Linked DNA regions of Mus musculus: region 2 is linked to region 1. The links are chromatin contacts, found by Hi-C or POLR2A ChIA-PET in ENCODE. All regions are on one chromosome and are shown on one strand. Each heading gives the region's core, a stretch centred on a gene start or an enhancer-like site at or near the end of the contact. The rest is flanking DNA. Distances are from core to core; before and after follow the strand shown. Region 1 holds the start of Ccnd3 (cyclin D3). Region 2 holds the start of Treml2 (triggering receptor expressed on myeloid cells-like 2).

Region 1 (3,787 bases), core at 889-3,388:
GATTGTTGCAAGCTGGGGGCTATTCTGGTCTACCTAGAGTCAGAGCTACATAGAGTCAGGTCTATAAATGTCAGAGCTACATAGTGAGAACCCGTGTCATAAAACTAACAGAATGTTAGTGTGGGTAAGGCATGCAATTGGGAGGTAAAAGCAGGAAGATCAGATCCAGCCTCAGTTATATACTAAATTCAAAGCTAGCCTGGGTGCCGTAAGACCCTTGTCTCAAAAAGTGTCCCCTCCCTCATTCGTTAAGTGTAAAGCTTGATGTATAAACATGGTGGTACGAATTTGTAATCCCAGCACTTGGGAAACTGAGGCACGAAGCTGGAGAATTCGAGGTCAGCTATAAAATAAGACAAACTGTTTCAACGAGGAGAGAAACCACTGGGGCAGTGACCTTCTGTGACTGAAGCAATCCCATCATGCCTCCTTCCTGTATGAAAAGCCATCCCCATATGTGGATTCTGACCCCTTGCTCAGCGCAAGACTAGTGTGTAGACCAGTGTGTAGACTAGTGTGTAGACCAGTGCATAGTCCAGTGTGTAGACTAGTGTGTAGATGGATCTCACTGCTTATATATTGTCCTGTGCTTTCCTGGGGCTCACTTGGGCTGAGCAGAGAGAGCAGTGTCTTAGTGGTGGGCTTTCTTCTTTCTTTCCCTCCTTTCCTCTTTCCTGCCTTCCTTATTACATCCTTTTTTCCCTTGATTTTTGTTTTTGAGACATAGTCTCATGATATTAGCTCCTCCTGACCTAGAACTCTTATTTAGACTAGGCTGGCTTTGAACTCAAAGAAATCTGCTTGCCTCTGTCTTCAAAGTGCTGGGATTAAAGGGGTGCTCTGTCATGCCTGTCTTCCTTCCTTCCTTCCTTCCTTCCTTCCTTCCTTCCTTCCTTGTTATTTGAGTCATCTGACATGGGTCTGGCTGGCCTGGAATTCTCCATGGGCTATTATCATTTGGTTTGCTTGGTTTTGTGATAAAATCTTATATAGCCCAGGCTGCTCCTGAACTCATTAGGAAGCAGACAGTGACCTTAATCTTCTGATCGTTTCTGGGTTCTGCAGTGCTGGGGATTGAGCCCTGGGCTCTGAGCATGCTAAGCAAGAGCTCTACCACCTGAGATATATCTGCAGCCCACCCCCTGCCACCGTGTGTGTGTGTGTGTGTGTGTGTGTGTGTGTGTGTGTGTGTGTGGAGAGAGAGAGAGAGAGAGAGAGAGAGACTCTAGGCAGGCCTTGAATTGTCTGTATAGTGGATAGTGGATCCTGGTGTTAAGCCAACACTTCCCTGGGTCTGAGATTACTGGCTTGCTCCACCACAGCCAGCACCAAATGGCTTTTTATATGCTGATTTTGACCAACACTGCTCACACCTCCGTTGGTGCAACGCAGTGTCCCATTCAGCAGACCTGAGAAACTGCATTTCTTCTTTTGCTTTTTATTTTCGTTGTGTATGTGCATGAAGGTGTGTGCGCACATGCTACATACAGCCTTGGTGTAGAAGTCAGAGGACAGCTTATGGGAGTTGCTCTCTTCTCTTCCATCATGTGGGTCCCAGGGATCACACTCAGGTTGCCAGACTTGATGCCAGGATAGTTTACCCTCTGAGCCATTGAATCGGACAGAAACTACATGCTCCCAGATGCTGCTGCAGATCTGCGCAATTCGTTAAAGTAGACGAGATTCTAAGTCAAGTTTCCCGACGGACCAACAATGAGATCTTTGCAGCTACTATTGTGCCTCAGTATCATGGTCTGCAAAATAAAGCCCAACTCGAGGCCATTCCTAGAAGCCACTTTAGGGTAGGAGTGACCCAACTATGTACAAAGTTATGACCACATTCCCTAGAGCAATGAAATATGACGTATACACGAAGGAATAACTTTTGGCGCCTAGTTCTTTCCTGGGTGGCTAGAATCGCGACGGGGCCCATTGATGGGGAAGAGGGCACCCTTCCAGAAAGTTCTCTCTACCCTCTTGGTCAGAAGGGACCCGAGGGCCCGGAAGCGTGCGGGCCGGAGCCCAGCGGACCAATGGGGCTGCGGGGAGGGAGGGAGGGTATAGCGCCCGCCAGCCCTTTCCGACTGCGGCCCCGCCCCTTAGAACGTTGTGACGTAGGAGCATTCCACGGTTGCTACATCGTCGCGAGGGGCGGGGCGCCTGTCAGGGAAGCGGTGCGCGCGGGTGGCGGGCGGGCTGGGGCTTCTCCGCACAGTGCCAGCGCCAGCGCCAGACCCGCCCGCACCCCGCGCTCTCCCTCACGCGCGTCGCTTCTCCTAGGACTCGCTAACCCGCACTCTTGCTCTCACCCGTGAGCCATCGCAGGATGGAGCTGCTGTGTTGCGAGGGCACCCGGCACGCGCCCCGGGCCGGGCCCGACCCGCGGCTGCTTGGGGACCAGCGTGTCCTGCAGAGTTTACTCCGCCTGGAGGAGCGCTACGTGCCGCGAGCCTCCTACTTCCAGTGCGTGCAAAAGGAGATCAAGCCGCACATGCGGAAGATGCTGGCATACTGGATGCTGGAGGTAAGGCCCGAACGGGTCCCCTCTCCTCACCCCACCCCCACCCCCGGCTCTGGGACAAATTGAACTTTCCCTGTCGGATCTTTGCGATCCCGACCACAATCTGCAAGATGCTTTGGCGGCCCAGACTACTGGGGCCTGGCCTTTTCACACAGGCGCCCTAAGCAGCTGCCTGCGTTCTGTCCCTTTCCTTTCCCCAATCCTGATCGGCTTCTTCTGTGATTTCCAGTCACTTGGCACTGTAACTAAACTTCACTTTGGGTCGGGAAAGCGGGCTAAGGGCCACTCTTTCCCCAGTGGCTTTCCTCGGTGTCTCCTGCTTCCTTCTTCACCCGGTGCTCTCTGGAGGGCGCGTTTGGAAAACCCTGGCCTCGGCCGCCTTAGCCCCAGAACTGGTTCCTGTGTCTATCGCGGGGTTCTGGCGGGGGAAACTGGTGGGTGGGGGTGGCGCAGGCTCGGTTCCGGTCCACAGGGAAATGAAAAGTGCGGGAGACCGCGGCAGGAGTTCCCTCCCTTCCCCCTGGGAGTGTGTGTGCAGTGGGTGGCGGTAATGAGGGTAAGGTCCCAATTCTCTCTAGGTGACCCTTCCGTCCCCCTTCCGCTCGCCGTGGGGGAGGGGAGTCTGGAATCCTTCGTGAGCATGGGCTTCTCTTTTACACCCCCTACTCCGGGGTGGGGAAGAGACCATGCAGAGGAAGTGGGGGGGTCACCTTGGGGAGGGCACATCCTCCTCGGTTATTGATACTTGTCGCTCTAAGTTTATCCCTTCTCGGTTTATTTTTTGCTTCGCATTCCACTCTCCCTCCACCCCCCACCCCCACTTCTCCACGCTGCCGTGTTTCACTTGGTCCTTCCCTAGCAATGACTCGTGCGCCCTCCCTCAGGTGTGTGAGGAGCAGCGCTGCGAGGAGGATGTCTTCCCTCTGGCTATGAACTACCTGGATCGCTACCTGTCCTGCGTCCCCACCCGAAAGGCGCAATTGCAGCTTCTAGGTACCGTCTGCCTGTTGCTGGCCTCCAAGCTGCGCGAAACCACGCCCCTGACTATTGAGAAGCTTTGCATCTATACGGACCAGGCTGTGGCTCCATGGCAGTTGCGGGTGCGTGCGGAATCCTCCCCCCCCCCCCCCGCCCCTCCACCAAACATACGATCGCCCTATGTACTAGTAAAAGAAAAGCCAAGCTCACTCCCTCACCCACCAACCCTCCCTTCGCCCCTGGCTGGTATTTTGGGACAAAGGCCTTGTAGTGTGGTCGTGGTGCTTC
Region 2 (3,389 bases), core at 458-2,957, 710 kb after region 1:
AAGTAGCCATAGGAAGGGAAATGAAGGGAGGGGGAAGAGAAAAAGAAAAGAGGAGAAAAGGGGGCAGCAAAGAGACTAAAAGGTCTGGATTATATAGGGAAGCGCCTGTGGGGGAAGGTCAGCCCAGCCCCTGGGCTGGTAAGGTCTGGGTAGAGGGTGGGGTTGTGCCAAGGAGGGACTGAGGGATGCTGGGAGAAACTGGAGGCCAGGTCTGCTTTGGTATATAAGTTGTGCACCTCAGTTGTTTGTTCTGGGGTCTGAAACCAAACCCTGGGACTCTGAGGATGGAACTCAGGTCCTTTGGCTTCTCAAAAGCCCCCTTACCTGCTGAGCCGTCTTGCCAGTGAACTTCATTGGTTTGGGAGTGCAGTTTAGGGTACAATTCATCTTGGCTGAGCAGCCAAGGTGGGGGCAGCTTGGAGCAGCGTGGGCTTCACAAACAGAAAACAGAGTCCTAAATGTGTCAACTGACATTCTAGTCAGTCAGTCAGCCTCCTAGAAGGTTCAACATCAGGTGCAGATCTTTCCAGGAACTTCTGTTCACAGTATTAAATACATTTCTCTCCCTCAAAAGATAATGTGTCTCAGTGTCCCTTTGAATGTCACATCAGAGCCCTTTCATCCTTTCCCCATAGTGTTCAGGGCCATGCAGAGCAAGCACACTGTAAGAACTAATGAATGAATGGATGGATGAATGAATGAATGAATGAATGAATGAATGAGTTTAAAATGTGAGAAATTTGAAGAGAGCAAAACTACAATTCCTTTGGTCTGGGACTTGGGAGTTCAAGTTCGTGTAAAGACTTTGGCTGTGCAAATGGCAGAACTTTTTGTTCAGTGTCCTAAACAAGTAGAGGGATCCCATATAATCACGGAGTCCCCTGAGCCTCCATAATCCACAAGAGCAGGTTGCACAGCTGTTGGACATCAGTAGAGTCTTTTGATTCTTTGGAGACAGAGGGATGGGTGGAGTCTTGGGCCAAATGCTGGGTCATTTTAGCTAGAGCCGGGTGGCTGTAGAAGAGAGATATGGTTGAGGGGAGGAAGTTGAAGAGACAGAACTGTGTGCTCCAAGGTGGCCTAAGCCTGCAGAACAAGGGGAGGGAGGGGCTCTGAGGGCGGGGTCATTTGAGAGGAGGTGGGGGAGGGGAAGGTTTACCTCACTTCAAGAAGCCTGGAAGCCTTGGAGCAGTGGAAGGCTAGAGAAAATTGCTGGGTGACTTAGGACCAGGAAAAACAGAGCCAGGGAAATACGGGAAGAGGGAGAGGGAGAAGGAGAGGGGAGAGGGGAGAGGGGAGAGGGGAGAGAGGAGAGGGGAGAGGGGAGAGGGGAGAGGGGAGAGGGGAGAGGGGAGAGGGGAGAGGGGAGAGGGGAGAGGGGAGAGGGGAGGAGAGGGGAGGAGAGGGGAGAGGGGAGAGGAGAGGGGAGGAGAGGGGAGAGGGAGAGGCTGCGCGCACGTGTGTGTGTGTGTGTGTGTGTGTGTGTGTGTGTGTGAGAGAGAGAGAGAGAGAGAGAGAGAGAGAGAGAGAGAGAATTTTAAAATTTGCATCTTGTTTCCCCCATGACAAAAATAAGCCCGCACGTGAGTCCGTGAGAGGTTATTTGCAACTGTGAGCAGGAGTGACTGAAGTGACTAGCCTGGACAGAGGAGGGTCAGGGTGACTGAAGGAGTCCATTTTACCAGACTAAAGACCTTCCTTCTGAAGGAGTATGTCAAGGCCTGCCAGAGAGCACCTGCTCCTGAATCTCAGAACCCAGAAGATCCCATGAAGTCTCTACAGAATGTTCCAGAAGCCTCTCCTCCAGTTCCCCGAGTGGAGGACCAGCTGCTGTGAATGAGGAGACACCCCAGATGGATCCAGTTTTCTGCAGAGAATCACAGACATTGTGGGGTTCTGGAGTTTTCTCTGGCCCAGGGGCCCCAAGACAGGGTGGAGCAGCCACACCTGCCTGAAGTTCTGAGGAAGAGGGCGGAAACAGACAGCTCCCGCCCTCGCCCTCACCCTCACTTTCTCTCCCCACAATTGTGATAGGCTCCACTGGGGGCATTGTGTGCCACAGGGGCTCACTTCCCCAAACAGGCAACTGTGGTTTTTCAGAGCCTGCCGTCCAACCCTGGGAGGTCAGGTGGCATGCCTGGGATCAGTGTGGGTCCTGCCCCTCGATCCCCGGGCTGACTGTGACATTGCATCTGGATGGAGCCATGGCCTCTTACGTTCCTGCTGTTGCTGCTGCTGCTGCTGTGGCTACAGGGCTGTGTCTCAGGTGAGAGGCAGGGGTGGGGGTGGGGTTGGTAGAAGAGAAAGACTACTTCCCCTGTCTACCCCACACTGCCTCTTCTTGTTCCACTATCTTAATGTTTTGTGGGTTGGGGAAGGAGGGTGGGCTGACCGGTCTTTACCAGAGACCAGTGAGAATGTCCCCTGCTAATATCTGGCCCCAGGCAGAGCTTAGACAGGCTAAGATGTAGCTGTATCCTCTATATTGGCCTTCATCTAGTGGGTTCCCTTGTAACGAAGAATGAGCATTTAATTTTCTCACAGAAATGACCTCTGTTTGGCCTTTGTCTGACTGGTGCCAGTATGAGTTCTTGTATCAAGTCTGCACACTTTAAATTTCGTTTTCTCGGAATGCTGATGCCACATCCGGTCCCTCAGCTCTGACTGGAAGGGAACCAATCCCCAAAGGCCCTTCCCAACTAGAGGCTACTCTGCAAGGGGCTCACTGGTTTCGACCTTCCTGACTGCCGAGGCAACCGCTTACCACTTCCTGTTCTGTTCTGGCTAGAGTAAGGGCTGGCAAACCCTCCCTTCACCAAGTGACAGAAAATACATGGGCACAAACGAACCTGGGACCCCAAAAGGCTTCTTCCAGGTCTCTGCCACTCTGCAGGGAGAAGGGTCTCGAAACCCTGGGCTGAGCCGAGGTGAATTCGAGGCCTGTTCTGTTCTGTTTACTTGGCAAGGGAGGAACAGACCTTAGAGCTTCAGCTACAAGCTGTTGGAAACAAGGGCAGGTGGCTTCTGGGTCTTCACTGTACCCTCTCCCTCCCTCCATCTCTTGAATTGCCCTGCTCTGCTTTCTTCAACAGACTGGATTATGAAGGGCACAGAACTCATTCATGTCTTCATTCATATTCATTCTCTCTGTCTCTCTGTCTCTGTCTCTTTCTCTCTCTCTCTCTCTCTCTCTCTCTCTCTCTGTGTGTGTTATACACACACGTGTATGCACTCCAGTCCATCCCCTTCCCCCTTCCCTGCCCCCCCCCCCAAACCCATCCCTGGTGTTACAGGTACAAATTAGAGATGGGATTTTGTTTCCAGGCTAGCCTGATCTCACTAGGTATCCCAGGCTAGTCTTAAACTCAGGATCCCCCTATTTCAGTCTC

What was found. Hi-C counts contacts between places; a loop is a spot of excess contacts on that map. ChIA-PET counts read pairs that join two places held with the same protein, here RNA polymerase II (POLR2A).
Region 2: a loop to region 1 is called in a map of regulatory T cell, with 4 times the contacts of the local background. The contact joins the promoter of Treml2 here to the promoter of Ccnd3 in region 1. A Hi-C loop is called at or near these places in 1 of 37 maps with a recorded cell type or tissue (regulatory T cell). POLR2A ChIA-PET finds 5 or more read pairs at or near these places in 1 of 5 experiments (embryonic stem cell).

What each region holds. Positions count from the first base shown.
Region 1 is chr17:47,591,329-47,595,115 of GRCm38, forward strand. Ccnd3 (cyclin D3) reads left to right here and starts at 2,139. Exons shown (of 5, transcript NM_007632.2): 1 at 2,139-2,524; 2 at 3,406-3,621. The coding sequence starts at 2,327.
Region 2 is chr17:48,298,331-48,301,719 of GRCm38, forward strand. Treml2 (triggering receptor expressed on myeloid cells-like 2) reads left to right here and starts at 1,708. Exons shown (of 5, transcript NM_001033405.2): 1 at 1,708-2,266. The coding sequence starts at 2,197.